7 separate regions of the Mus musculus genome follow, and regions 1, 2, 3, 5, 6 and 7 are each linked to region 4. The links are chromatin loops, found by intact Hi-C in ENCODE. Cell type or tissue: left cerebral cortex. All regions are shown on one strand. Each heading gives the region's core, and the rest is flanking DNA. Links, peaks and the distances in the headings are about the cores only.

Region 1 (4,312 bases), core at 78-4,077, 180 kb after region 4:
GGGTACAAAGGTGGCTGTGTCTATGAAGTCTGTTTGGCTGCTGAGCAACACCACATCTTATTTCCCTTTCTGTTCATTGAGAACAGAGTGTTTTTACCAAGCACTTCTCATAAGTAAAGCTCAGGGCTGAGCCTGGGTTTTTACAAATGTTTCTACGACAGAAGCCTCAGCCCAGTACTTCATATTGAAATTCCTGGTCCTTTACCAAGCTCTTCTTAGCTTGCTTTACTGTTTTCCCAGTGCTGGACACTGAGCCAGATCCTCATACATGCTGGACAGTGTTCTACCACTGAGCTATTTTTCTCAGTTCTTTATAACTTTTTAAAAATTACATCTGTGTGTGTGTGTGTGTAAGCACGCATGCTGTAGTGTATATGTGACAGCCAGAGAACAATTCAAAACCATTAGTTCTCTCCCCCAATATGTAGGTCCCAGGGACCAAACTCAGGTCATCAAGCTTGGCAGCAGGCATCCTCATCTGCTGAGCCATCCTGACGCCTCCTTTTCTCAGCCTTGAGAAGGCTATAGTGATTGTTTTATAGCCATGTTGTTTTACAAGTCACCGAGTGGCTGGCTCTACATTTCTCCAGATGGAGGTCAGCAATGCTTACAAAGATGGCTAGCATAAGGTCAGAATCCTTTAATTATTCTGTGCTGTGACCTGATACCTGATGAACAACTAGGAGAGCAGGGACATTAGAGAGAGGTCAGTTCATGGTAGTTCGGTTCTGGGTACCTGGACAAGATATCATGGAGTCAGAAACATGTGGTAGAGGAAATCACTTAATGACCAACAAGGAAGGGGTATGGACTGGGGGAAGAGAAGAGAGATAGACAAGAGAACTGGCAACACAATACAACCTTCTAAGGTAAGTTTCCAGTGACCTTCCTTCAACTAGGCCCTAGTTCCTTGATGGGAGTTTTTGCAAATGGGCTCAGCTCTTGATGAACTTAACTTGTGAAGTTAGGGTGCTGAACCAATGGTCACCCAATAAAAGCTGGTCACCCAAGACACATTCTAAGTTTGTTATCTCATGCTCAAGAAGAATAAGGGAAGATAAGGCAGAGTGAAGCTGGATTAGTTAAGGAAAAGTAAGAGAGGACTCTGGAGAGTGGGAGGGAAGACATGCCAGTGTGCTGCCCAGTGGTCTCTCAAGAGTCTCATGGTGGGAATGGGATGGGTACTGGGGTATCCTTATTGGACTTGTCATTTGTTAATGCATTATGGGTAAGCCAGTGAGAGGTCAACTGTCCTATAAATACTCCCTTGGCCCAGCTAGAGAGCTATTTCTTTGTTATTCATCCAGTCTGTGGCAGGTTGTCACATGTATTTTCTAACTGGTTTATGATACACCATGGGCCCTGCTCTTACTTCCTGGGGACAGTTAATGACTATCTCAATGCCAGGCAGAGACCAGGTGTCTAAACATGATTGGGAAGGACCTTTCATAACAAATAGTCCCAATAACCATCATCTATCACTTGACTTACATCCCAAAGACTTCATTGAGACTGTGGCAATCTCTTGCTTTCCACAGTGAGCATTAAATTGGGAAGAGTTGGCCACAGAGGTGGCCACATGAAGACTCATACCAGAAATGACTGTTGTTCATCTGGGACAGAGGAGTTAGGCAATACAGGATGACCTTCTGTCCCAACTACTCAGTTTGGAAGCAAAGTGTGCCTCTTTCAAATGTGAACGTGTGGTTGTCCCTACAGCAACATTATACATAGTGAGGACATTGCATCCAATCCAGTGGCAGAAGTCTTACTAAGAGAAAGTTGGGCTCCTTCCCAGGTACCCAGGATACACACCCACCCACATTCCTCCAAACATGCAGGAGACAGAAGGGAACTGTGGGAAGGAGAAGGTGTGGGTTAGGAAAGGAAGCATCCTGTGGCTGTCGGCCTCTAGCCAGCTCTGCAGGTGTAGTTGCCCACACAGGCAATCAACAAGCCACATAGAGGGCTCTATTCTAATCTGATCAAGTTCTTTGCTATGTTACCACCCTGGAGAGAATCAACTCAACGTACTTTTCAGTGCTATCCACCCCTACATCTGTCTGGTCACACTATTCATATCAAATCTCTCCCATCTATTCCCTTTGCCCTCTCTCCACCCATGCTGTGTTAGATATGGGGTTTGCCTATGTAGTCTTGTGCTGGAGGCTGATGAGACCTGCCTTGCATGAGCCCCAGGTCACTCGTGTGCTCTGCAGCTGTGCTCAGAGATGATGAGCAATGGGAAGCAGGCAGGTTCCGAGTTAGACATGTTTTTATTCATTGAGGGTTGTGCTGTATCTAATTGCCATTGCCCCCTTGGCTTTGCCTGGTGTTTGTAGCCAGGGAAACTAGGGAAGAGAAGGGAATGTGGTTCAGCAAGCCAGTGCATATGGAGAGGGTGTGTTGGAATCAGAAAGCATGGTCCATGGCTGGCGGAGAGGTGTTTTATAAGCCTGCTGGAGTTCCAGCTGGTCTAGGCTGAGGCAGAAGCCTAGGAAGATGTGAATTGTTAGCGACTTCATCTGATGGACTGGCAGCTCTGCATCTCTGACATTTACATTCTTCATATGGACAGGAATGTTCTCGCTTGCCTCAGAATGAGCAGCCATATGGGGCTTCCTCCGAGCTTCCACTTGCACTCCTGGCCAGCATCTTCCAGGGATAAACTTGGATCTGACACCCTGGCAGCAGGGTGCATTATGGGTGAGCCAGTGAGAAGTCAACTGCCCTATACATACATACATACATACATACATACATACATACATGCATACATACATTCAGCTAGAGAGGCATTTCTCCATTCTTCATCTAGTTTTGGGGAAGGGGGCTCTCACATGTTAGGTATAACTGGCTCATGATGTACCATGAGCCCTGTTCTTACTTCCTGGGGATGGTCTAAAGAGAAATGTCTTCTTTTTTAGATGGGATGACCAACTAAAGTTCTCTTCATGGCTAGAAATAAGTCTTTAAACACACTACCCACACCAGGTAACCCCTCTCCTCACTCCTGTACAGTCTACACTTTGCCAGCAGTTCCTGTGGCCTGACCTGGGGCTCCACACTCTGAACTTAAGGAGTTCTCATGCTTCCGTAGTTTGAGAGTTAGGACAAATAGCCATTGTAGAGACATTTGTCAAGGGAATGCAAGTCTGTGGGCTGAAATGACTTGTTTAGGACCATTAATTAATTGATTAATTAAACAGCAGGTGAGTGCTGGGCCCTGAGAAATTATCTGAGGCACTAGTTCCAGGAGGCTCCGGAGGCAGCCTCAAGAGCCTTTCAAACACAGATGCCACAAACCAAGCCGGGAAAAGTCAAAGCTGCCACTGATGGACATAGGAAGAAAGAGCCATGGCTCAGGCTTACACAGAGGCCAGGGTGGTATGGCTTTTCCACACGCCTATGGAGCAGGGCCTCTCCCCGTTCTTCTGTACTTGTAAGCTCCTTACTGCCTTGGCCTGAGACTGCTGAGCCCACTCGAGTCACCCTGTGTCTTAGTTAGGCTTTCTATGGCTGGGATGACCCATCATGACTAAGACAACTTGGGGAGGAAAGGGTTTATTCAGTTTATACTTTCATGTCACTGTTTATCACTGAAGGAAGTCAGGATAGGAACTCAAGCCAAGCAGGAGCTGATGCAGAGGCCATGGAGGGATGCTGCTTACTGGTTTGCTCATCATGGCTTGTTCAGCCTGCTTTCTTATAGAGCCCAGGACCACCAGCCCAGGAATGGCATCACTCACGATGAGCTGGATCCTCCCACATCAATCACTAATTAAGAAAATATCCCACAGGCTTGTCTACAGGCTGATCTTATGGAGGCATTTTCTTAATTGAGGTTTCATCCTCTCTGATGACTGTAGCTTGTGTCTGGTTGATGTAAAATTATCTAGCATGCTCTGTAAATATTTTTTCTCCAGGCCTTCTTTCTCAAAGCTTTAGGTACATGCAGAAGATTAAAATTCTCTCAGGTTTCTATCAATAACAATGATTCCGTTGGGGGGGGGGAGTAGGTGTCAACATGGGTTATAATCTTGTATTCTATTTTATTCCTTATATTTTAGCATAGAAATGTATACTGCAGAACACTATATTTATGATCTATTGCCACCTGTTCCCAATGTCAATAGCATATATTATTGTTTTCATTACAGCCACATTCTATTTCTAGGTCCATATTTTCAATCCTGCCAACCATGCTGTGGAACAAATCCCACAGAATTTCAGGGGCAGATGACAGCTACAGGTGCTTGCATCTGGCTTATGAGCCTGCACATTAGCTGTGCTTGGCTCCTGGCCATGGGCT
Region 2 (4,312 bases), core at 224-4,223, 55 kb after region 4:
GAGAAACCCTGTCTCGAAAAACCAAAAAAAAAAAAAAAAAAGAGCGAGGAGGGGCCAAGCAGCCCCTCTTATAGTGGGCTATCAGGAGCATACCTGGCTATAGTCAGGTAACTGTGGGGGTGGAGTCTAACAAGAATGCCAGAAGCTTGGGACATTGTCTGCGTGACTGATAGTCACAGAATTATGGAGTTGGGGGGCTCTGTGGTTTCAGGCACCTGATTCTGGGAACATGCCTCGCCTTTCCTTGTAGAGTTTTCTACTGGGTCACCAGAACAAGCCCCATTCATCCAAAATAGGCTGCCTATCACAGTCACACAGCCTTCCTATAACGCTGCCACATAGGAAGGAGGTCACACCGTGGCCATGCTTCACAGATGGCCTGACGGTAGCGGCATACCTAAAACTGATTTAAAGTTCCCATTTTCATTTGTTCCACCACGTATTTCCCATAAGCTTCAAGTTCTTCACAGGAAGAGGTGTGTACAGTGTGCTTGTGTGCATGTGTGTGTATGCTTGCACGTGTATATATGTGAGCAACAAGCACCCTGCAAAATAAGGGCTTCCTCACTAGGAAGCTGACCCACGAAATGGTTGTGAAATGGTTGTAGAACAGTCAGTTGGCCATGAACTTACTTCCTGAGATGCTGTTTCTAGGGGTTCAGTGTCACTTGTTACATCAGGGTCATGAGCTTCCAAGATGTGTTAACAATGTAGAAAACTTTACTATTGAATTTTCCCAAAGAGGCGAATTGTGACAGTGCCGGAGCCAGCAGACAGCAGGCTGTACTTTGGGCTGTTTCCTCCACCTACTTCCACTCAACCCTTAGCATGAGATTCCCCAGCTCTGGAAACTGGAGACCAGACAACAGTGAGGACGTTGCCTTCTGTCACGTGGGCCATGGCTAAGAGGTGGTTTGCATAGACCAGTTTCTGAGCACACATATTTCAAATCTCACTGTTCCCCTGCTGTGCCTTGCTCTTCCAGTGTGGGATCCTCAGGTTGGTCTTATGCTTGTAACTACTGATCCTGGCTTGGCACCAATGGTAACTAACTCCAGGCGAGTCTCCATGGAAGATGAGGGGAATAGCCTTGTGGCCCTCTCTACCTGGGGAGAGCCCCCGTTAACTACCATTAGGAAGGATTACAAACTTCATCACTCTGTCCTGTAAACTCTCAAACTCAATAGCTTCATATCCAGATCCTCCAAGTGCCCATCATAGCACTGATGCCACCTGGGTGAGGCAGAGTATGCATATGGTGGAAAATGACAGTGGAACGAGGTAGCCGAATGAATGTTATACAACTGTATTGCCCAACTGCCTTTTATACAGCTACAAATAGTCCTGGGATTCTGCCCAGGGATGGACGTAAAGGCCTCAGATGCGCTAGGAAAGGTTCCTGGCCATCAGTGTCCTTTGCATTAGGGTAAAGTCTGCTTTGCTTACTGCTGTCAAGGAAAGTGTGGGCAAAGCACCCATCACTCTTTGGCTTAATTTGAATGCTGCCTAATGGGTAGAGAGAGATTTGGAAAAAAAAATACAGCCAGTTTAAAATTTAGTTCGCCCATGCTATTCTAAAAAGAAAAAAAAAAAAGAGTGAGAACCCTGAAAGTACGAAGAGAAAGATATTAAATGTAATCCTATCATTTGGTACATTTCTTTAAAAAAATATAGTCTCTATATATCTAGAATCTATTTATTTTCTAAAAGAATGCATATATTCTATAATATTCTATCTATATATTTAATATATGGATTTTAAAGTAAATTATAACATTCTAAGGTTCTCATTGTTGGGTATTTTGATTATTTCAATGCCATATCTATATCTATCAATATCTATATCTCTATATAAAAGTATCTATAAATATATTTTGCACTAAATATCCTTTGCATTTGTCTTTCTGATTCCTTTTTCTTTATTATTTACATAATAAAATCCTAGGAGAAACTCCTAGTGGTGAAATTATTGAGTCACAAAATTTGAAGGCTATGCAGAATCTTCCACATGAAGACGGGTTGCTCTCCAGAAACTGTGCACTGTGTATTCTGGGAAGGAAGGAATGTGTGAGTGTTTTCTCACTCTCTAGAGACATGCACTAGGATTTAAAGAGTCTTTGGAATCACATCGTAGGCCTTCCTGCTTATGCCAGGGATGGCTGTGAGGCTGAGCACTTCTCCCCAGGCCCTTGGGCTTGCATGTCTTCTGTAAACTGATGATTCTCTTGCCCTGGGAAGAAGTTTTTAACTAGACAGGTTTTAATTAAGGTGTTCCCCAAATTAATTAATCATTTAATTAATTAATCATTTAATTAATTAATCATTTAATTAATCAGTTCCCCAAATTCACAATGCTTCTTAAATGGATTATAGTTCTGTGATTTCTTCCTCTCTTTCTCCCTCCCTCCCTCCCTCCCTCCCTGCCTCCCTCCCTCCCTCCCTCCCTCCCTCCCTTCCTTCCTTTTTTCTTTCCTTCTTTCTCCTGCTTGCAATTTTGCTAACCTTTCTTCTCTCTAAACAGAAGAGTGACCTACAGAACTATCCTTGGCATTTATTTTTTATTTTAGTTTAATTAGGCTGAATCATATAAAACTATCTTTTTTTTTTTAAAGGAAGTTGAAAAATGGTTCAATGGCAGAAACTTTTGTGTGTATAAACCTGATGTGTTTCTCTTGGCAGTCTGACTTAAATGTCCTTCTCTTTCTAGAACAAAACCTCTTTCCTCTGTCCAGGGTCACCCAGTATGTAATGTTTATTGATTTCTCTCCCTTCATTGGACCAAATATGTACAGTATTGCAAAGAAGAGTCTGCTGCAATTTTGAACCAGTCTTAGTTGAATGACTTGGTCAAATTGAGAGAACTGATATCTTAGTAATTCACATGCCCAGAGTATTATCCATTTTCGTGTGTGTGTGTGTGTGTGTGTGTGTTTTAATTAGCACATCACTATTGTTAGTAGGCAGTATAGAAGTTCAGGCAGTATAGTTTGTTAGCTGTAGTCCTACATATTTGATTTTTGAAGTGTGTAAGCTGTAGGTGTGCATGTATTCCCGTGTGTGTGCAGGGACCCGTGCTCACTGAACCCGGAGCTTGCTGTTCTATCAATCTAGCCAGCCAGCTTGCTCTGGGACTCCACGTCTCTGCCTCCTCCACACCCATCCAGTTCTTACCTGGGTTCTGGGGACCAGTACTCTGGAACTCAGTCTTTCATGGCAGTCGCTGTAAGCACTGAGACATCTTTTCTGATGCCTGTCTTAGATTTTTTATTTAAAAGAAAAAAACCATTGTGTATTGTAATTTAATATTTTTTTTCCTGATTGCCAGCATGTAGAGATGACACATTTTGACATAGCAACCCTGTCTCACTTCCCTTCCTAACTCATGTCTTAGATCATTTAAAGGTAGACTCCATGTCTTAGATCATTTAAAGGTAGACTCCTTTAGGTTTGCTAGAAACACAACTTGTTCTCCTTCCAGCATCAATTTCTCCCTTTCCCACCACGTTTCATGGTTTCTGTGCATTTCTTTTCTCCCTTCAGAATGTAAGCTACTTGAGGGGACAGACTTGGGGCTAACTTCCAGCATGACACTCTCAACGTGGAAACCATTGGCACCGGCATTGGCTGTGGATGATGACAGGGAAAGTGACGGAGTTAAATTGCAGCTTAATTGCAGTCCAATCAGTAAACCAACCAGGGAACCGAATACTGCTCGAAACTGGTTATTTATTTTTATTTCTTTATTTCTTTATTTTGAGTTGTTACATCTGGACTCATGGCTCAGCTTGTGGCTCTCAGTGTGATGTTGGCATTCACTGTACTATCATTATTTTTTTCCAGACACTTTTCCTAGCAGTTTGAGACCTTCAAACCAGCACTGACTGTAATTCCCATAGCACAGATCCTTAGACTGCACTGACTTCAAACCCAACTCCCCAAGCTTCTGTTGGTGTAGGGAAAAAAACAAAATAAAACAAACAAACAAACAAAATAACCACCACCAAGAAACCCCGCCAAACCACCCCTGCAATTTCAATATTGCTGGAGTGAAGCCCTGGGAAAATCTTGGCGCTCGGCCTTAGATTCTACCACGCAGTGTTATTTTTAGATTTCTATTATGCACTCAGAGTTTGTGAATAAATCGTATTGAGGAGGGGAATGTAGCCCTGCGTGGGTGGTTGGTGGTCTTTTTTCCAGTAAGTAGGAACCTTTGGGTTCTGAAGTTCTTGAAGCTGGGGTAGCGACCGGCAACCGTAAGTTACAGAGGACTCCAGGGCTGGGGGAGAGGGGTGGATGTGGGTTGGATTCGGGA
Region 3 (4,312 bases), core at 166-4,165, 330 kb after region 4:
TAAATGGGTTTTTCATAATGCCTTCCTATGGGTTTTACTCAATTTTGTTTAATTGGCTTCCTGTTAATTAAGAATGAGAACGAACTGGGTCATAAGCACTCACACAGAGCTAAAGATCAGCTAACGTGTCCCTGAAGGCAATGAAGCTGTAATTTGGGAACAGGTGGGCTGCACTGTTGACTCCTCTGTGGTAGGGAGATTCCATCTGTGGGATGCCGAACCAGTCACTCAACATGAAACTCCCTCAGTCCGTTATGGACCAGAGAATCGTGGGAGGGTAGAGTGTGGGACCTGCGGAGGGGTCTGGCCCCTTTTCTCATCATCTCCAGGTCCTTCTAAAGTTGTGCCCTTGTGGAAGTGTTCTGGTCATCATTTTTGCAAGGAATCTTAGGTGGCATGCGACTTGGCTTTATCTACCCTGCTTTTTGCAGCATGCTTCCTTCCTGTCAGGCTCCTTCAGCCACACCATCTTTCATCGGCATGCTCTCGGGACACCGATGAGGATTCAGTTTCAAGAATATACAGTTTTTCCACCAACAATCTCTTGAAAGCTGTTTTCTCTCAGTTTATTTAGAGGGGAATTTAATTCACTAAGAAAACCACCTCATGAATGTTTTCAGCTTCTTTTTTTGACTGGAGGGGGAGGGGCTCTGTGCTGTGATAGTAAGACTAAGGGTCACAGCATGCATTTTCTGGCAACCAGAGAAAGGACAAGCAGGCTTTAATGATGAAAGTTGCAGGCACTCGTGAGTCACAACTTTGAGGGTTGAAATTATCTGCCGGGCACTGTTCACAATGGTTTTGCAATCCATGTGTATACATACATGCACACACAGATATGCACACACACGAGCACACACATCAGTGACAGATGACCTATTGAAATAATTTCAGAGCCAGTCTGTGGTTGCTACGACAACCAATGCTCTCTTGGCTTTTATCTGGCCATGTGACAGGGACTTTGACGTCAGCCAGAGGCAGAGTCTGTGGCTGAGTCCGCACAGTCAAAGGCTTGTGAGAATCTGGTGGATGCTGGACCTTGCTGCTGCTGCTGCCGCCGCCGCCGCTGTTGCTGTCCCTACAGCTGTGGTTGTTGCTTCCCAGGGGCTGCAGGAGCATGGACTACTAAACCCCCACTTCTTCAGCGTGAGGTAATCGGTTTGCTTTATACACAGGAGTTACGTGGTTTCACAGCCCCTGATGGTTTTCCCTCCCCTCTTAACCTCCTACAACTTTGCCTTCAAGAGCAGTTACTGACGAACGGAGCCAAAGAATGTGAAGCAGCTTCCAGTCACGAATTTCAGGCAGTCTCTGGAACTTGGTTAAATTTGGATTAGTGTTCCATGAAGTAGGTTAAAATGTAATCTTTCTTGCGCAATGCTTGCTAACATACATTATTTAGAAATTCTCATTTTGCAGCGTGAGCCAAATTTGCTCCCTTGAATTCTAGGAATCCCTCCTTCAGTGTTGTTTGGGGTCTGGTAACTCCAGCACCGCCTTGGAGGGAGCAGCTAACTTTTCCTTGTTGCTGCTGCTGATTCTGCGTCAGCCCACAGCAGTCTGGAATTTGGTTTCTACCTCATTTGCAGCATGTATAATTAGCAACAATGGGAACCGTGAGAAAAGACTCTAGACTTTGAAAGTTGTGGTTATTATTGTAAAGGGGGCTTTTGGTACTCTGTAAATAAGAGGGGAACTGTCAACAGCTTCCTGTTTAGAGAAAAGAATCTGCAATATGCCAAGGAAGTCGGGGTGGAACCTTTATGTGTGTGCGTGTGGTTGTTTTGTGGGTGTTACTGTGAAGTGCTATTTTGTGGCTCGCTCTCTCTGAAAACCCTGGTGAAGAGGAGGGACTGACTGGCCTTTTCTAAGGAGTCCTGTAAGCTGGTTCTGATCTTTATTCTTAAAAGTAATTATCTTGAGAAGAAACTAGCCTGGAACTAAATATGCATTGATGTGAGGTCTTCCCTAACTGAAATGTAGATTGAGGATGCTCGATAAAAATTTGCTCCAGGTCTTGTGTGAGTGATTTGGTAACTGATGAGCAAGGATTGCTCCGGCTGTTGTGTGTGCATTGCTGTGGTTCTGCTAGCTCCTTCTGCAGCTCCAAGTTTCAAGGAAACCTCAGGTTCTGAAGCAAACAGAAGCCTAGATGGATAAACAGGTTTCTAGATCTTACAGATTTAACAGAAACGAGGCGTATTTTAGACAGCCATCTGAAATAGAACCAGCATTTGAAGGAGCATAGATAGACTGGCTCCACTCGATATATGCAGTCAGTAGGTTGATGATATAGTTATATTTTAGTTTGGAGAAATAATACATTGTTTGGACAGTAGGTTGACGATATAGTTATATTTTAGTTTGGTGAAAGAATACATTGTTTTTTGCTTCTGTTACTAGGCTCAGAATTGTGGGTTCTACATTTTGCTCTCGTTGGGTGAGAATTCTGAGAGCCTGTAGCCGCAGCAGTAAATGAATAACTGCTTGAATCAATTATTTTCCAAGCAGCTTTCAGTGAATGGACCTTTTGATCAGAGCTTCCGTTAGGACTGTCCACTGTCTGATGTGCTTGTACATACATGTATTTACTAAGACGTCTTCCAGTCATTTAACTGACCTCATGTTCTTGTAACCCAGACGCTACCACTTTCATGAGTCAACTGGTGTGTGACATTTCAATTGAGAATGGGGGGACCAGCTAGCACTGTCATTTAAAGGCATCTCTCGTGGTATACACTTGGTGCTTTAACTTTTCTTGTGTCGACTGTTATCTTCACTCTTTTTCTTGGTTCTCTCCCTGGTTTTAAATTCACAAGATGATTATGTACGACATCCTCATGCCCTCATGCATGAGACTGGATTCCAACAATCAAAACTGTGAGAGAGAGAGAGTCGGTGTTAGTGGCAAAATGTCGGTGATAAAAAGTTGGGAAAAGAGCCTCCCTGATGAAAATAAGAACTTTCAAAGCCTCGAGCCAAGGGTTTGGTTTTTTGTTTTTGTTTTGTTTTTTTTTTTTAAATAAGGAAAGGGGGCTGAGGAGCATCCCCCTGCAGCAGCGAGTCTGTGCTGCCTGCTATCAAGGTCAAGAGTGCTTCAGCCTCAGAAGATGCCAGCATGGAATGATTGACTCTAGAAACCTGGCTGCTGAATTATTAAAGGCTCTGGGTCTAGTTTCAGGAAGCCTTAACCCTTTCAGTGCCACGAGCACGTCTGGCCGTCTGGTGCTACCTGTGGACTCTTTTCCAGAATGATATCTGAAGTGCATAAAACAAAGTATGCTGTGTTGCAAAGGAAACTACTTTTCATGAAAATGTGTCTTTAAAAAAAGAAAAAGAAAAAGAGGCCATGAGTTTGAAAGAAAGCAGGGAGGGGAGAGGGGCAGGGGAAGGGGGGAGATTCAGAAGGTATTGGAGGGAGCAAAGAAAATGGGAGGGATAAAGTTATTATAGAATAATTTCAAAACATACAAAATAATAAAAAATAAAATATACTATCTTTTCATTATGACAGGATAATTGCTTTGTTCATATGTTATTAAGTCATATACCCTACCAGCAGGTGCAATAGCTACCACAGTAATGAGGCAGTGCTTCGCGTGAAGGCTGCTTTGAAATAGAGTTAGTCTAAGAATTGCAATATGAAATGCAAATATCTGCGATTTGTCTTGGCAACATCCCTGGCACTGTGGTTTGTGACCCACATTTTAGTGGAAAGAAATACTAAATTTCAGTTTGGGGTTGGTGGAAATAAAGATGACATTATTTAACCACCCAAGTTCTTGGGGTTCTTCTGGATTCTGTCTGCTCTGGAGGTAACTAATATGTGAGCTTGTGGGGCCAAAGGACATAGAACCCCCTGGACAAAGTCCATAACCTTATTTCAGTTCCACAGCATCTGATTTTATTCTTGGACCCTGAGAACTTCACAGTACACTCTAAATACTGGTGCAGACGGGGATGGCAAGATCCCTCAGCTGCTAAATCTGCAATTTACCTTTAATACCCCACCACCGCCACCCTTAACTCGTCTTCTGTTACCTGCACAAGGAACTCTTACCTGGGTAGATATGGGTTATGAGGAAAACACTATTGACAGGTCACTCAAGTTCAAACCGTGTGCCACAGAGGACCATAGCTGTTTACAAAGAGACCTTTATCCACACAGGGAAGATAAGTGGACGGTGCTTTCATGAAGCATGCTGGGAAAAGCAGACACTTCCCAGAAGAGCCAAACTGGATGCAAGACATAGCTAAGGCCAAGAAGGAGGTGTGAGTGTTATTGTGTAGTAGGAGGTGTGAGTGTCATTGT
Region 4 (4,312 bases), core at 65-4,064:
AATCCCCCATTCCCATTTGCCTCTGTAAACCCACAATAGGTCACTGATTCGTCACCTACGTTCATCTCTAGGGACCTTTGAGTTTGCAATAGCAGCTGAGATCTTTTCTGGCCTCAAAACTGTGTTTTGGAGTTGTCTCAGGCTAAACCTATGGTAACTTCCAATACCATATGTACCACAGACTCTCTGGGGGCTTTTGTAAAACAGATCCTTGTTAGGTCACACCCCTGAGCTACAAGTCTGAATCCCTCGGGAGAGGGTCCGGGGCTAGCGCTTAAATACATAAACAAACAAAGACATAACTCCCCAGGTAACTCCAGAGCTTGCCTAAAATGCTGGGCTAATCTTTGAATCTACTTTAGGCAAAATTCTGAATTTCAATTTGCTCTTCAGTCAAATTAGACCTAGGGAAGAGTGATTTCAGTTAGATGAACCCTTTGGCATAAGCGACTGCAAGGATCTAAAAGTCTCTGTCTCTGCGCGCTTGGGGGGGGGGGGGGGGGCGGGGACGGGACGGGGGCGGGGCTGTGGGTGTGGTGAGGGGAGCTAGAGGTCACCCCTGAGTCTCTTTCATCAGTCACTGTGCACCTGGCTGTTTTGAGACAGGGTCTCTCATTCGCCTGGTGGGGTTAGCTGGTCAGGGAGCCCCAGGAAGGTGCCTGTCTCTACCTCCCAGCTCTGGTGTTAACAAACCCATACCACCTCACCAGGCAGTTTTACATAGGTTCTGGTGGTGGATCTCTGAGGTGGCCATGCTTGTCTAGCGAGTACTTTGCTGGAGTTATCTCCTCGGCTGGTAATGCCATTTCTCTGATCATCTTATGAAGGAATCTTGCCAACACGCAAGGCCAGGAATCTTGCTAACACGCATGACCCAAGCACCGTTTCTTTACTGCTTTGTTATTTTTAAATAAGAAGGATTTTGGTTTTTTTGTTTTGTTTTGTTTTTTTTTTTTAATTGATGAAACGTCACCTGGGTTAACCAACAAAAAAAGTTAAAGTGGCTTTTCCGAGGTCATGAGTGGCCAACACAGCAAGAAGACACCTGATAAACACTGGATGATTGCATTGACAAGACATTTGCTTCTCACTATCTTCACCAGGGACAGAGTTTGGTGACATTCTGCAGGGAGGAATAGTGTAAGAAACACGCCCCTTTGCTGTCCATCTTTCCTGAGCGAGTCCTTGCTAAGCCATCCCTTGACAGAAAGCGCTGAGAAGAGAATAGGCCAGTAAAAAAGAGGAGGCTTCCCACCTCATCGTAGACCTATTGGTGCAAGAGAGGGTTTTTTGCGGGGTGGGATTGGGGGGTGCTTTTTAAAAGGCTCTCGAGGATCCCTTGAATAACTGAGAGGTGACAGGAACGCCAGGTCTCGCAATGAAAGCATGGGGAATAATTCTAAGTTGAATCTGACGTTAACAGCACACAGATAACACCCACTGGGCACTGCTTGGCTGAAGCTTGCGGTGGGCTAGGATCCGAGGGAACCCGGCTGAGGCCAGCGGCTGCAGCAGTACAAGGCGGGGCTGCCCCTGCACCTGTGCATCCCAGCTTCGGCTGGTCCCCTCACCCCGACAGAAGCAGCCGAGCCACATCGCACGGAGAGGCCACGTCCACGGTGGGGAGCGGTCAGCGAGCGAGGCTGGGGAGGGGGGCGCGGCTGCGGCGAGCTGTCCAGGGGGAGGCGGGAGGAGGAAAGGCGCCGCCGCCTCGCCCGCGGCGACACAGACGCTGGGAGCGGCCCTGGCGGTGAGTCGCAGCGCCTTCCCTCCTCTAGCAGGGAGCGGGAGCCGCAGCTGGGCGGGTTAGCAGCGGGACCCGAGCCGGGAGCGGCGGCAGGGGGAGAAGAGCTCTCGGTGAGGCGCGAGCCCAGGATGGCGGGGATCGCGGGGCCCCCCAGAACCCGGTCCTTGCAGCTCCTCCCCAGTGCCACCCACCTTGTCAATTTCCCTGCCCTCCCCCACAACCCCACGCCGGCGCCTTGCAGGGACCAACAAGCTTTAAACCGATACGCCCCAGGCTGGTGGCTAGAGAGGAGACAGCAACTTTGCTAGGGACCCGGCGAGGCGCGCTAGCTCGAAAGGGGGCGTCGGCGAGCCTGGCGGTCGGGGAATGTCCGGAGCATGCTCTCCCCGGGTCAGGGACGTCGGTACCGGCCCGGGCCTGCAGAGTCCACAGTGAAAAGCTGCAGGAAGCCCGTGGGGGAGGTGGGTGGCTGGGGAGGGGGCTAAGGGCCGCCGAAGGTGCTGCTGGAACCTGCGGCAGAAATCCGCTGCGTTTTAAAGAGAAAGATTCTCGTGTCTGGAACCTCGCGGGGCGGGGGAAGTGTGTGCTAGGGAGACGTGGAGAGTTTTCAGTGCATACCGGATTTATTTTTAGCTTCGGAGAAGCAGGATGTGCAAAGTGGGTTGTATCAGCCCGGGAGGGGCAGGAGGTCTCCCTGTCCGCAGGAAACAATACACAAGTTTCTCGCTGCAAATGCTTTCTGTAACTTTCGTGCAGAGAAGGGGGCGGATTGAGGAGGTGGGGAGGATGGAGGAAGACTTCATATGCTCTTCCTGCGGGTGAATCTGTCCGAGGCTGCAGGCTAGTCTGCCTGTGTTCCTAAAGGACAGCCCCCCAACTGAAGATGCAGGTTCAAGTCTTCAGTGGACTAGTATGAAACACAGAAGCCGAGGTGCCAAATTCAGCTCTCTGAGAAGGAAACCACAGAAGCCTTTGCTCAAAGTTTTCCTGATTCTGACTAATTGAAAAGAACAGTCATAGGGCACTGTGTTAACCGGGAGCTGGGTTGCTGGCCGAGTTTGGTTAGGCCGAATTGGCAAGGCTTGTGAAGTTTTTTACTCCAACTGGGAGATGCTTGAGTTTCATGCCCAAGGCAATGATGCCAGGGACTGCAAAGGAGGGGCATATGTGGTGGAGAGAAAGGTGAGAGGGGGAGGGACGCACACAGACGCGGAGTGTAGTGTAGTGGGGTGGGGTAGAGAAGCTGTAACTCAATATCCAGATACGCAAGCCAACACAGCTGTGGACATACCCAGCAAGGGTTTTGCAGCCAGATGTTATATTTGAGTTCTGGCTCAGATCAGAACAGCTCTTATGAGCTGGCCGCCTTCACCTCTCCTGTGGTTCCTGGAGCGAGAAGGATGCTGCTGGTAGGTATCAAACTTACCTCAGGGATGCTACACAAATTGGATGTGGCCCTCAGATCCATCAAGCTGGGTATAGGTAGAACCAAGTGAATGTGACCCTTTCCTATTTTTGTGGTTGTTGATTGATTTCCTTCTTGCCTGAATTGCTGCGGTTACATTCCAGCTGGCTTACCGCTCCCAATCAAAACCTTCTTGTTCCAGTTCATTCTACATCCTGTGGACAATCATTCTGAAAACAAAAATCTAAGCTAGTCCCTCTGGCTGACTTCCTTTGAAGGCTTGTCAGAAGCTTTCCAGATAAAACCCAGACTTCAAGAACACATGCAACGCTGTCCTAATCTCACCAAGCCTTTCTCAGGCAGCACCCCACCCCCATTAGCAGGAGCACCTGTCAGCCCCCTCCTTCCTGTCAACTCTTGTATCTACTTCCTATCCAGATGCTACCCACTGCAGTCAGCAGGCGCTGGATACTGCCCTTCCAGGTGGCTGTTCCTTTTCACGCTGCTGTAGCATCCTAGGCATAGGTACACAGGCACAGAATCACCCTGCATAGTGACCTATGGATGAATCTTCCTGCTAGGACTGGGAAAAGAGATTTGGGGTTTAGCCAGGTATTCACTGAATGAATAAGTTAAGCAAAATCTAGTCGCTTTCTCTCAAGCCAGAATTGAACACGGAGAGTATAAGGAGGACCAAGCAAGTCTTTGTCCTTAATTCATTATAAGAAAAGCATCAGAGAGTGCGGGGGAGTCGCAAGCCGGGCATTTCACCTTAGTTTTCACACCTGTCCTTTTTCTCCCAATATTTTTGAGACAGGATCTTAAGCAGCCCTAGCCCCAGCCTGCTCTGTAGCTGAGGCTAAGCTGCAGACCCCTGCTCCCATATAGTACACTCTGGGTTCATAGATAAGAGCTACTGGTCCAAGCTCAGATGCACTCTTCCAGTTGTTAGAGGCAGATGAGCAGTGGAGAAAATCCTAACTCCTCTTCCCTTAGCTTTTCCTCAAGCTTGGCTACAGGGTGGAAGAATACCTATCAAGTTCAGGGGATAAGAAAGGTCAGGGCCAGCCTGACTCTCTGGCCCTTCCTTGGGTTATCACTTCCTTCTGGCGTGGGTTTCCGAGGGTCTGATGAGAGTAAGAAACCTGTCATTGATGTCA
Region 5 (4,312 bases), core at 236-4,235, 210 kb after region 4:
ACAAGGTAAGGATGTGCCCTATAAGGAGTTTTCACTCACTTCTGTTATGTTGTATGTTTCCTTCAGGTCACTTCAAATTTGGTCTCGTGGAGCCACCTGAAAGTGACAGCCATAAAGTAAGTGAGCATTTAGACTTCTCTTAGCTCCACTTGGGAACGTGGGTTTCGTTCAATGGCTTTCACAGGAATCATTTTGTTCAAATATGTTATCAGTGCAGCATAAGAAATGGGGGTTTTATGTTTAAGAGAGACACTAAGCCGTCCCTTTAAAATCAACAGAACTGATAAATGGACAGAGATAAGATAAACAGAGCTCAGATTATCTCTTAGGGCACACTCAGCAACCTCCTCTGCCATGTTAAGTTGGATCTCATAGGCCAAGAGGTATTTCAGGGGTGCCAGGCAGACATTACAGCAGAGTCTGGCACTTACTGGGTACATGTATGCCTTAAGGATGTACAGAAGGATTAATTGATTCAGCAGTTTGAGATAGCAGGTCATTGAGCCCTCTGACCCGTACGGAGAGGCAATGAGAAAGAGTGGGGGAGGTGCCAAATCTGAATCTAGATGCTCGAGTGCTCTCCCTGGCTCTCCTACTTAGTGGATGTGCATATGCCGGCTCCTCTCTGTAACTTGATTTTCTCATTCTTAAAATGGATCTAATAGTACTGGCTTGCTTGGTGATACAATACCATTACAATAATTAACTAAGCTTCTATTTGTGCAAAGTACTCTAGCAAGTTCAGGTGCATAGTAATCTCTTTCTAAAAATGCTTGTAGTGTGTGTGCGTGTGCCTGTGTGTTCTCTGTTTTCTTTTTCTTTTTTTTTTAAGATGAAGTCTTACTCCACATCTTAGGCTGACTCCAGACTCCATATGCAGCTCAGCTAGCACTGAACTCACAGAAATTCTTTTGTCTTTACCTATTAAGTGCTGGGATTATGGGTTTGAGCTACCATGTCCAGAAAAATTAATGAATATAGTTATATCTGTTGCTCCTATGAGGAGATTGAAGCACTGGTTTATTTTGGAAGCATTGACACCCTTGTAACAAGGTGCACACTGCTGCTCGGACCCTGGTTTCTGTTTTGCATTAAAAGTCAGGTTTCTTGGAGAAAGGGTTGGTTAGGACAAGGGCAGGAAATATGCAAGATGAGCTAGGAGTATCCAGCAGCACCAGAAAGAGAAAAACAAAAAAGACAAAGAGAAGCATCTCACTCCCCCCCCCCCCCCCACACACACACAAATGTGGGACCCATTTGCCAGAGCTCTGCACAATAAATAAAATAACATTGAACTATAACCTAGAGTGAATGAAACAGAACTACACTCATGTGAAAGATTGGGTAGATAAATACATAAGCGATGGAGCCCTTGCTCCCGCCCCCCAACCCTTGCAGAAGAAGGATCCCAGCTGGTTCACAGACAGGAGGCAAAGCACAGGCTACACAATGATTTTCTTCCATCGAGTGCAGAATGGGAAGGGTGAAAAACTATGGTAGAGCCTGACAAATGCTACTGGAGATAGGAGTGTTGTCTGCTCTGTAGAACTGAGACCAGAGCTTCATCCCTGCCAGGCAAGCTCTCTCTGTCTCACCTCCCCAGGGAACTGAGGTTCATGTCCCAATGACCTGCCATGTTACTAAGAGGAATCTGATCTATGCGAGAAGGGCACTTTCTTTACCTTTGTGGTTTTTCTTCTTGTCATGTTTCCTGACACCAAACATGAAGAAAATATAAAACAGATTCTAGTATTTGCCTATTCTAATTATTTGGCCAGCACTCTTTAAAATCATCAGTGTGATAAAAAGCAAGTGACGTATAAGGAATTGTTTCAGGCAGAAGCCTAAGTCAACATTGTGACTGAATGTCATGTAATATTCCGGGTTGACTCTGGGACAGAACCAGAACGTGGACAGGACCTATAATGGGATCCAATGCCCTCTTCTGGTGTGTCTGAAGACAGCAACCGTGTACTCATGGAAATAAAATAAATAAAATCTTTTTTAAAAAAATCACTTTGGCGTGTAATTCATTTGTGTGTCAAGACTCCTACCTAGAGGAGGATATTCATCGATGAACTTTAAAACGAAATGCACTATATACATTTATAAAGCACTCTGCTGCATTCTTGTCCTCCTGGGAAGGACGAGCAAGCTGGGTGTGGTGGTGCAGATCTGTAATCTCAGTACTCAGGAGGCTAAGCCAGGAGGATCTTGAGCTCAGGATCTGTCTGGCTGCAGGAGGACCCATCTGGAAAACAAAATTACAAACAAGCAAACAACAACAATTAGAAAAAAAGAGAACAAAAATAATTCTCAAAGGCAAAACATAATTGATTGAGTGCAATGAGAACTGGAATTCGATGTGTTTCTTCTACATCACAGTGGCAGACACCTGACAGAAAAACTAAAGAGAGGAGATGTTTCTTAAGGCTCTTGGATTCAGAGAGATAGCAGTCTAGCTTATCAGGAAAATCATTGCAAAGTGGCTCCATCTGTGGAGGCAGGAATGGGGGTGTGTGGGGGGGACAGTAGTTACCTGCTACCGATTGTGTAGCACAGAAAGCTAGCTGGAACCACGGTGTAATTGCCAAGGACCTGTCCTGATTGACCTAAATCTGTCAGGGAGGCCTTACCTCTTAAAGACCCCTACAGCCTTCAAACAATGCCACAAGTGAGGGCCTACTGCTCAGAACATGAACCTGTGGGACATTCCAGATCCAAACTATAACAAAACCCATGAGTTTTGTGCTGTCTATTGCTACATAAAAAACTACCTCAAATACAGGACTTAAAGTACCAAGTCTCCCACTTTCTTTGTGACTGCCACCTGGACAGATTCTCATCTAGGAACCACCTAGTACTCTTTGATATGTGGCATTTCATAGCCCTGTCTCCACAGGACAGCTCATTGTCTCAAATTTAGCAGAAGACAGCGAATGCTGTAGCCTGCTAAGTTGGATTCTTGCCAAGCAGTTAGGGAGGTATCCATCCAGTTGGAGATGCCATAGTTGGCTGAAGGTAAATGACTGGCTCAACCTTGCACTTCACAGGCAAGGATCACACTGGTGTGGATCAGTGGGAACCACCTGAGGGTGTGTACGCACATTGTCATATGAGAATTACATGTCCAGGCTATGAGTCGTGGAATGTTGGGATCTCCACCATGGACGGACAAACTTACAAAAGGCAGAGTGCATGGGATGTGCTCACTGCCTGCTTTCCAGCAGATTGTGGCTAGAGGTAAACAAATGGGTTTTACTCCACCCCCACAACACAGAAAAGTCACCAACGTCTTACAACGCTCCTCAAAGTTACCAGATGAGGGTTGGTGTTATAAGAAGAGTGAGGAGTCAGAACAAATATATAGAGATAGTTCTTAAATATATCAATATTTCTCTGACTAGCCTTTTTTTTAAAAGCACATAAATTTGCACATAAATATGCTCTTGACTCCATGGCAACCATGTTTGTGAATTTTAAAAGCTCACTTCATCAAAGTTCAGATAATAGAATAGCATTGCTAGCTTTTCACGGTTATTCATTTTAAGGCTACTTGGTGTTTTTATACTTTCATTTTAAACTTCTGTTCACTGGCAACTAATAAATAGAATGATCCCATTGAAGTTGTATGCATAATGTTTATAAAGTTTTGACTTTTGTATGTATTAGAAAGTCATTTTTGCAGACTCCTTATTATGAATTCTGAGTCCTTATAAAACATCACTTCCAAAAATGTGGTGTTACTATGCTGTCCACTGATTACTGTAACCACCACCTGCATATTTAGCATCTCATTTGTTTGTTTCTCTCCTCTTGGTTTGGTGGCTCCTTATAAAGTCAAATCATCTCAGAATCCCTACTTCGTATTTAGGCATCAGAAGTGCACCTGCCCAGCAGCTGCTTGCCTGCGTTGAACTTAGGGCTCTGCCAGCATCTGTGGGTGGGTTTGGGTAACACGATCACGGAGCCTATGATGAGACATAAACAAGAGGTCAGCTCTGCAGTTGCCTTGAAGGGTTGGCCAAGGGTGGCTAAGCTGAGGCGAACGGGAGCCACAATGTGCTCACTCAGTTAAGACACCTGCAGGGAGCAGGGTTTTCAGTGCTTCCGGACTCCCTTTTCTCCATTCCACACCCTCCCCTCCCCCCATAGTTTTCCTCACTCATTCACAGTAAGCCTCAGGCTGTAGGTGTTGGCTTCTCTTATGCCAAGGGCTTTAAAGAGCTGTTGTTCAGAGGAACAGAGCTATTGACGAAATAACTCATTTATCACAGAAAGGTCAAATTTTCCTTCCTTCCTTTGGAGTTGT
Region 6 (4,312 bases), core at 196-4,195, 78 kb after region 4:
TAGGATTCATATTTTGTTTTTTTCTTTTAAAAATGGCGCCTGGAGTTAGCACAACAGAATGCAGACAGTCGTTAGAGCCTAGATTGGCCACGTGTCACACACCATGATGGTACAAAGATTATTATGTTCTTCATTTTGAGACAGGGTCTCTTGTAGCCCAGGCTGGCCTTGAACTCACTGTGCAGCTCCCCTCTACCTCCACGTTCCAAATGCTGGGATGGCAGCTATATTACACCAATTCTGTCTTTGCTGTGTTTGCTTTGGAAGGAGAAGTTGGTGCCCAGGGACACGTACTAGCTTCAAAGGTTCTTCCACCAGCTTGTGTTTGCAGGTCCCTTTCTCCAGGCTTTGGAGAGGGGGACTCTTCTGTCCTCTGAGACTCAGGGCTCTAGAGCTGGCACGGAGAGTCCTTTCTTTCTCTCCTCCTACTTGCAGCAGATTACTGCTCGCTCTGTCAACAGTTGCTTAGTTACAGTTAATAGGTAGGGAGGGCTAACTCTGAGCAAGACTTTGTGTAAAGCTTCTCCCTCAGCCACATCTTCCTGTGCTTCTGTGTCCCCACTGTGAAGATGGTGAGCTTCTCCTTTGTGTAAAGCTTCTCCCTCAGCCCATCGCCCTGTGCTACTGTGTCCCCACTGTGAAGATGGTGAGCATCTCCTTTGCCCCTGAGAACCATTTTGTGGGTGATTCTCTTCTAGGGGACCCTGGATAGCTGTGGCTGCTCACTGAAGCCTCATTCTGAGAGGCCACCTCTGGAAGGGTTTGCTCCATTGCCATTCTTCTTGAGGGCGAGTGCTTCCCAGGGCGCCTATGTAGCTGCTCACAGCTGCAATTTTGTATTCACTTGATGGATGCCTCTATCCTCCATTGGCTGTCCAGGGATAAAGTCTTGTCTGTTTATTCTCCCCATTTTATTCCCAGTTTCCAGGGAATTCTTACTACATTTGTCAAATGAACGGGGGGGGGGGGCATAGACATCTGGCCATCTGGAAGAACAGACTCTTAAAACAGAAAACTAAGATAAGATATAGTCTTGCTCCATATCATAGCAACATGGGCTACTGTAGAAGTGAAGTGCACAGGCACATACTTACCCATGAACTGTCACCCAAGAGTGGCCAGGGAATGTCCTGCAGCTGAGAAAGAGGACAGATTGGAGGCAGGCAGTGTGCAAACCCAGAGTCTACCCTTTAATGTCCCAATGTTCCCTATGAAGATTAGTCGCTTGGGGTGGTGTTTCCAATCATGAGTAGCCAACAGTGTAAGTCCTGCTTTACTGTTGAAGAAGCCACACCAAGTGTTGCTCCATGGGAACCACACTCATCTCACTGAGCTGTGCCCATCCCATCAGGTGCAGAAAGGGACCTGCAAACACAAGCTGGTGGAAGAACCTTTGTGCTCCTGAACATGGCCGGTGTACAGCGTCAGCCTCCTGTCTCCAAAGTCTTCAAGCCCTAGTAGTTACAGAGCAGGACAGAGGAACAGACCCTAAGTGAGACTGAGACCATTATTAAGAAGGGGAGAGGAGGAGAGTGGAGTGGAGAGGGGGGAAGAGGAGGGGAGGGGAGAAGAGACAGGAGACAAGAAGAGGCATAGCTCAGGGCATTTTTCCTGAGCCTAAAGAGCTTGGGCTGGAGACAGAAGGCTCACATCCATGGGGCAGCCCAGACTGCTCAGTGTAACTGAACAGCTCCACAGAAGATTCATGGAGATCAGGGGGTGTTTGCCACTCATTTCCACAGTCACACATAGATTCTTTCATAAGCACATTTACCGCATTTTTAAAATGTGAAATATAGGTGTACCCGACTTTGTAACAAACATGGAGGGAGACATCTGCTATCTCCCCCCTCCACCCCTGCTCATAAATATGAGGGCAGCACTCAAAGAAGGTAGTGGATTTCCTGAAGATTAAGGTATTCAAGGGTCAGCCTGAGAGTTCTGACTTACCATTGCTTACTGTTCAAGTTCCTCAAAGACATAGCAAAGAAATGGAATTCCTATTGCCTGCCCCACCGTGCAAGAAAGTGCACACACAAGCAACCAGCTGCAAGTGTATGTCCCAGTGTGCCCTCAGAGTCCAGAGGAGAAACTATGTGTCCTCCTTTTCGGTTTTTACACCTTTGAGACAGGGTTTCAGTTTTGCTAGTGGCCAGTTTACTCCAGTGATCTTGTCTCTGCCCTCCTTCCCCACAGCATTGGTGTGGGTTAGAAATGGTGTCCTGAGTCCCTTGAGGCTCCGGCTGCTGGGCGAGGTGGGATGAGGGAAGTGTGACTGGCACCCCCAGGGCTGTGAGATGCTGCAGGACCCCCACTACAGGGGTGGGAAGGCATAGTCTGAAGTCCCCACAGAACTGTTGGAATTGGCTCGGGGTCCCCAGGCCTGCACAGAGGCTGGGGATGGCAGGTTCTAGTTCCTGGACACTGCGGATGCCAGAGTGTGGGCCGGCAGGCAGGCTCTGTTCCTGGGCCGAAGGAAAAAGGGCAGGGGGGAGAGCTCTGGCTGGGTTCACAGGGAGGAGAGTCCTTGTCTTGCTCAGCTAGCTTGGTTTGGAGGAAGCCCTGTCTGGGAACGCAGGGAGGCCTCCCTCGGGAGGTTAGATGTGCAGTTCGGCAGGTTAGGGGAACACCTGCTCCATTGCTCCAGCACCGTGGATACCAATGAGAAGAGGTAGTCCATGGTTTTAAGGCATTTATTTTAGAAAGGAAGAGAGAGGGAGAAAGTAGGGAGTAGAGGCTGGCCATAGAGGGGAGGAAGTGTGTGGGGGGGGGCAAGGGAGCGAGAGGCAAGAGTAAGAGAGTAAGAGAGAGAGGAGGGGCAATCAGCCCCTTCTATATTAGGCTAGGCCTACCTGGCTGTTGCCAGGTAATTTTGGGGAGGAGCATACCTGATAGGTAACTGTGGGGGTGGAGTCCAGACAGAATACAAGGAGCTTGGGGCATTGCCTACATGACTGATGGCCACGCACATCCCTGAGGGGGACTGTGGGAGGCTGTGTCTGCAACAGGAGCCAGGGGCCCAAGGGGCATGGCCAAACACCTGGCTGTTCCTTGAAGGCAATAGTCACCTGCCAGGTCTCTGGGGTTCAAAGCCTGTGCTGGACTGGGAGCCAGGCTGCCTGTGCACAGCTCACTACCCCACACGCTGGGACTGTGTGTGTTTGTGTATGTATTTGTGTGTGTGCATGGGTGTGTGTGTGTGTCTGTATGTGTGTGCATGCATGTGTGTATGCATGGGTATGTGTGTCTGGGTGTGTGTGTCTGTGTGTGTGCATGTGTATGTGTCTGTGTGTGTGTGTGTATATGCATGCCCTTCCTTTTATATGTGTGCTGGGCTATGATCTCAGCATCTTAACGCTTGTGTAGCAATCACACTTTCATTTCTCAAGAACTCCAGTTGTTCTTACTAAAATACTTAGAGCACGAATTCTCTTTCAAAATTTGAGAAAATGCAGTTAAATCCTTCTACACTTCTGGATTTTTCGAGACAGGGTTTCTCTGTGTAGCCCTGGCTGTCCTGGAACTCACTCTGTAGACCAGGCTGGCCTCGAACTCAGAAATCTGCCTGTCTCTGCCTCCTAAGTGCTGGGATTAAAGGCGTGCACTACCATGCCTGGCTCTCCTTCTACGCTTCTTATGATATTATTTATGATTTTGAGTACTTTTTAAAAATGTGGAATTATCGAATCTGAAAGTAATAATTGTTAAAGCTTTAAACATATGTCTGTTGAACTGACATCTTACCTTCCAAGGATGCATGTTCTTCATTACATGAACCTCTATTGAAAAGAAGTAAGAATGTAGCATTCTGCACTCTGGGTGTTTGCTGGAAACCCATACTCCTGGTGTCAGAGTCTAAAATTCTAGCTTTGCTCTACAGCTACAGAGTTGTGCAAGGTCATGCTCTAACCATAACATGCCTCCACAAACGCTCACTGGGGAATAAGAAGACAGGCAAGGACACTGGTGGATTTTAGCTTGGTTTTCTTCTATTTGCTGTCTATCATGGAATTCCACACAGTGGGGTGCTGTGTCCTTAAGAGCAGGTGGTTTATGTGGTCCATCCTTTTGAATGGGCAGAGCTAGTTTAGTAGCTATCTAGCTAAGTGCCATGCTTGCCAGCACACAGCATGCTCATCCAGCCCTACAGCAGTGGGTCTTGCTCGACAGCCCGTCAGTCGTCAGTCCACATCCCAAGCTAGTTAACAGGTGAGGGTACTTTCAGCTTCCTTAGAGAGTGGCAGACTGCATCCTAGAGTGGTTGTAAAATCTTTCCTCAAAACAGACATGCGAAAAGCTCCTGTGTATAACT
Region 7 (4,312 bases), core at 219-4,218, 65 kb after region 4:
CTAGTGATAGCTGCTTTGAGTTTGATCTCTTGCCACGGGTGGCAAGCCTTTAGCAGTGTCGGTGGGAGTTGTGGGCCCTCTTCTCCCTGAGGCGAGGACCAGGCAACAGTTGGAATGACTCTAACTGGGGTGGCTTGATGGGTCAAGTGGATAACTTGATTTTGTCTTTTGATTTCTCAAAATGGAAATATTTCTGTCTTTGGAAATCTTCTTTTAAAACTGTAATCAATTTAAATAGACACAGATAGAAGGAATAGAAATGATCTTATTGGGATTAGTGTCCAGTCTATGGAGGTGGGCAGAGCTTGGAGAGTTGAAAAGGTGACAGAGTCTTGGAAAGATAACATTAAGAACCAGCATCCAGCCATCCAACTGCATCCTTGAAGAGCTGGGGCACAGATGCCCTCTTTCTGTGAGCCTGTACGTTGTGATTTTGCTTGAACACAGATGGGCATGTTTTGTGTTGGGTGCTTGCAGGGCCTTAGATGAGGCCGTCTTATTTGGATGCACCACAGGCCATGTGAACTTTGCCCTGATGCTCCTTTCCCCCCTTTAAGGGAAATTTTCAAAGTAAATGTACCTCTTTTTTAAATAAATGGCAGGGATAATAACGGAAGAGCTATTTGTGTAATAAATGGTTGTCCATGTTATGCCCTAAGCCCTACAGGGGGAAAGCTTGGTCCCTTACATTAGGTGTCTTGTCCTGGTGCCACATCACTGGCAGAACAAGGATGCAGTGATAAATTGAAGCTGTCCTAAGAAGGACTGGGGCATGGCTTAGCAGGAGGAGTGCTTCCCTAACATGCACTATAAGCTGGGTTTGAACCCCATCACAGCATAAACACTAGACATGGTGATGTATACCTATAATTCCAGCACTCAGTGAGGTAAAAGCAGGGGATCCGAGGCTCGAGAGTTTGAGACCTGTGTAGGAATTGAAATAAAGATCACAAAAAGCCAGAACTCAGGTATTCAGTATTCAATTACATATTGGAGAAGTGAGGCAGTGAGCCATCTTGAGGTCCAGCTTTTAATCCCAGCATTTGGGAGGTAGAGGCAGTGAGTTCAAGACCAGCCTGGGTGACAAAGCAAATTCCAGGCTAACCAGGGCTACCTAGTGGGGCCCTGGTTCAAAACAAATCAAAATGAACGATTGTGACAACCCTGTGACTGTTTTGTCTTTTACCTGAGTCTCTATGGGTCACTTCAGTGTTTATCGGTGGTAGCCAAGAAGGAGAATAAAGAAAACTGGTTCACTGTCCTGACCTTGTGCAGATCCACAAAGCTGAAACCCAACAGGCCAAAGAACCCCAGAGTGTTCTAAAGACTTTTCTTCCAAGAATAACTTGGAGTCACATATACTTTTGAAATTATATATCAGTATAAAACATTAAAATCTCCAAAAGCCACCAGCCCTCTCTGCTTGGAAATGTGGTGTTATGGGAAATGGCTGGCTTTGTTTTCTTTGAAGAAAGGCAATGGATTTATAATTTATAATCTTGGTGCCTATCATAGGTAGCCTCTAGAGCCCCAGGGGAGTTTGAAATTGGGAACAAGATTGGAAGAGAAGATTCAGACAGTGAGATAAAAAAAGCTGAATTCCAAACAGAGCTTGCCTACTCTTTGAATGCGTTTTGAAGGCAATATGAGTCTAGGTTTTATTTTTAAGCTTTGAAAACATAGGAATATCCTCTGGGAAGGTTTGCAGAGAGTCTCTTGGGAATGAGCCTGTAGTTTGGGCAGGGGGCAGGTTGCTACAGCTCCACCCCTGAGCGAATGGCCAAGCACCTTCATGGGAGGTGTTGTCTGCGTGTGGGACAGTGGAAACACGTTGGCGGATATGAGAAGGAAGCCTCGCTGATTGAATCAGGACCAAGCAGTGTGACTTTCCAGATTAGCAGATGGAAATCTGCTGCATGTGCTCAGCATTTCTATTTTGAGCACAGAGAACATCTCTCCAACTGTTTCTTTCCTCTTCTCCCCGCTCCCTCCGCAGACCTCGAAGCCCCTCTGCGCTTTAGTTTTCTTATTTTGTTGGTATGGGTTTGCTTCTAGCCTACACCTTGAGGTTTCTTAGCTGTTGGCCAGGGTGTGAGTTATCTGTTGTGATAATCAGTCAGGCAGGACTCTACAGAATCCCCTCAGACAGGAGCTGTGCTGGCCTCTCCAGGAATACTAGCTGGAAGACAGAGGGTGTGAGCACAGAAGGAAATTAGCTGAGGAAAAACTCCATCCAATAAAGTATAGGCCTCACTAGGCAAGCAGTTGGTGCTAGGCCCTCTGCAAGAGCGCCCCTCATCTGAAGGTCTTTGCATTGCTGGCTGGTATGAAATTCTTGGATATTTAATTTTGTTTTAATTTTATTTTAAGTGTACGTATGGATGTTTTCCTTGCATGTATCTCCATGTACCATGTATGTGCCTGGGGCCTGTGAAAGCCAAAATTCGGCATCAAATATCTTGGAACTTGAGATGTGAGTTTCTGTGTCAGTGCTGGGAATCAAATCCTGGTTCTCTGGGAAAACAGCCAGTGCTCTCAAATGCTGAACCATTGCTCTAGCCTGCTGTAGGTACGTCAGTATGAGAACACTGGTTTAGTTACTATAGACAACTAAAGCAGGTATCTGACTAAAGGGTCCGTGTATGCTTTCATGCACGTGTTCTCTCTGTCCCTGTCCCTGTCCCTCCCCCATCTCTGTCTCTCTCTGTCTCTCTCTGTATTTCTCTCTCTCTCTCTCTCTCTCTCTCTCTCTCTCTCTCTCTCTCTCTCTCTGTGCATGCTTCTGAAGGCTTGAGTTGCTGTGTAGGTATCTGGATTGCAATTCATGAGTCCTAAAGTATGAAATCTTTCTGGTATTTCGAGGAAGGATAAAGAAATAAGACACTTCCATCTGTTTTTAATTTGAATACTTTATTTCTGGAGAAAACTAAAATTTAAAATAAGTCTTTATTCTTTTTTTTTTTCCCCCACGCAGGCCATCTTTGCTAAGTTGAGGCTCCTTAAGACTAAGCTAAAAACATCTATTCATTGATTTGTACAAAGTGCTTTTGACTTAATTTCTATACTAATTGGTTACAGCATCTATGTGAACTATACATATCTCTATATATCAATCTAAGTGACGCTGTAGTATCAGCTGTGAGGCTCTTTCTCCCTTAAACTCACATGCCCATTCTCTTCTTGGAGGATGCTTTAGGCCTATTTTTAGAAATGAGCATAAATGCAGTAAAGATTCTCATGTTACATATGAAAAACCTTCCAGCAGCATCTCGGATGTGGCAAGAGGAAGGGCTTTATGACATCTTTCTGAGTGAACTTAGTTAATAGTTCCAGCTAGTGGGTCCAAGTCTGGATGGACACCTGAGGTGTGCTCGCACAGTATCTGCAAAGCACACCATGAAGCTGAGTGTCGTAACGAGCGTCTTTACATCAAACATAAGGAAAGCAAAGCAGGGGCAGGTCCATCTCTGTGGGTCTGAGGCCAGCTTGTAAATGACAAGTTACAGGCTAGCCAGAGGCAGGTAGATCTCTGTGAGTCTGAGGCCAACCTGTAAATAACAAGTTACGGGCTAGCCAGGGCACCCAGGGAGTCTCTGTCTAAAAATAAGTAAAATACATACTGTCGTTGCTTTTATCTTCATGGCTTTCTAGGTCCCTTGGTAACAAGGAAAGAATGGAATGAACTGTGTCCCTTGAGAGCCGTCTGATGATCATCTCCCTTCCCATAAGGTGATGTGGGGGTTAAAAGCGGGGACTCTGTTCTCCAGGGCCTGTGGTGACCTTGGTCTGGCATGTCCTTGTCATGTGGAAGGCAGGACAAGGATTGGATAGAAGCAGGAACTATTGGTGGATCTCATGGGCTTTAATTTCTCCCTCCCACCCCCTGCTGCTTACCAGCAAACAGGACAAGCTACTTAGCATCTCTCTATTCGTTCTTCACATAGGAAATTGGGCAGAAAACAGTAAGGGCCTTTGGGAGGATCTAGTAAGCTAACACTTGTCTGTCCCCAGAACACTGCCTCGTGCATAGCGGCACACCGGTGTTTGCCACTATTATCGATATTGTTACCAGTATATTCGAGAAACACCTTTGTTGTGTTTTCAGTGTACAAAATGGCAACTCCATTGTGTACTAGAGTGACCAGGTTTACTGAGCAGGACTGCACATGGTAGCACTTGCACTTGGCTCTGTTTTGAGGATTCTGAAAGCGACCTCCTGTGGCTATACCTTGATCCCTGGCAGTGGGGAGATTCTGGGGCTGCAGAATGGCAGGGAAAGAGTTAACTCAGGGCTGCAGCCGCTGAACATGCA

The links. Hi-C counts contacts between places; a loop is a spot of excess contacts. Peaks named below come from ENCODE experiments on the same cell type or tissue, not always from the same donor. Only the 100,000 strongest peaks of a DNase experiment are listed, where the experiment ranks them.
Region 1: a loop joins it to region 4, with 5 times the contacts of the local background. A loop is called at or near these places in 2 of 42 quality-filtered maps.
Region 2: it touches region 4 in a loop (4-fold over the local background); 11 of 42 quality-filtered maps call a loop at or near these places.
Region 3: it touches region 4 in a loop (4-fold over the local background); 7 of 42 quality-filtered maps call a loop at or near these places.
Region 5: it touches region 4 in a loop (2.4-fold over the local background); 3 of 42 quality-filtered maps call a loop at or near these places.
Region 6: it touches region 4 in a loop (2.7-fold over the local background); 9 of 42 quality-filtered maps call a loop at or near these places.
Region 7: a loop joins it to region 4, with 3 times the contacts of the local background. A loop is called at or near these places in 11 of 42 quality-filtered maps.

What each region holds. Positions count from the first base shown.
Region 1 is chr15:37,608,653-37,612,964 of GRCm38, reverse strand. It overlaps a transcript of Ncald not described here. Among named protein-coding and RNA genes, the nearest start is that of Gm24833, 7.3 kb to the right of the region's middle. In left cerebral cortex, for the core only: no CTCF peak of the experiment used is centred there; DNase peaks (open chromatin) are centred at 1,846 and 2,514; H3K27ac peaks cover 1,819 bases.
Region 2 is chr15:37,734,222-37,738,533 of GRCm38, reverse strand. It overlaps a transcript of Ncald not described here. Among named protein-coding and RNA genes, the nearest start is that of Gm15942, 36 kb to the right of the region's middle. In left cerebral cortex, for the core only: a CTCF peak has its summit at 1,948; DNase peaks (open chromatin) are centred at 2,081, 3,665 and 4,107; H3K4me3 peaks cover 140 bases; H3K27ac peaks cover 736 bases.
Region 3 is chr15:37,456,056-37,460,367 of GRCm38, reverse strand. Ncald (neurocalcin delta) reads left to right here and starts at 986. Exons shown (of 4, transcript NM_001170868.1): 1 at 986-1,151. In left cerebral cortex, for the core only: no CTCF peak of the experiment used is centred there; DNase peaks (open chromatin) are centred at 1,803, 2,034, 2,571, 3,674 and 4 more places; H3K4me3 peaks cover 3,708 bases; H3K27ac peaks cover 3,165 bases.
Region 4 is chr15:37,789,441-37,793,752 of GRCm38, reverse strand. It overlaps a transcript of Ncald not described here. Among named protein-coding and RNA genes, the nearest start is that of Gm15942, 91 kb to the right of the region's middle. In left cerebral cortex, for the core only: a CTCF peak has its summit at 1,780; DNase peaks (open chromatin) are centred at 1,509, 1,952, 2,382, 3,456 and 1 more place; H3K4me3 peaks cover 1,931 bases; H3K27ac peaks cover 2,528 bases.
Region 5 is chr15:37,580,260-37,584,571 of GRCm38, reverse strand. It overlaps a transcript of Ncald not described here. Among named protein-coding and RNA genes, the nearest start is that of Gm24833, 21 kb to the left of the region's middle. In left cerebral cortex, for the core only: a CTCF peak has its summit at 1,956 (motif pointing left); no DNase peak of the experiment used is centred there.
Region 6 is chr15:37,711,795-37,716,106 of GRCm38, reverse strand. It overlaps a transcript of Ncald not described here. Among named protein-coding and RNA genes, the nearest start is that of Gm15942, 14 kb to the right of the region's middle. In left cerebral cortex, for the core only: no CTCF peak of the experiment used is centred there; a DNase peak (open chromatin) is centred at 1,863.
Region 7 is chr15:37,724,501-37,728,812 of GRCm38, reverse strand. It overlaps a transcript of Ncald not described here. Among named protein-coding and RNA genes, the nearest start is that of Gm15942, 26 kb to the right of the region's middle. In left cerebral cortex, for the core only: a CTCF peak has its summit at 2,302; DNase peaks (open chromatin) are centred at 1,832, 2,183, 3,243, 3,382 and 1 more place; H3K27ac peaks cover 3,894 bases.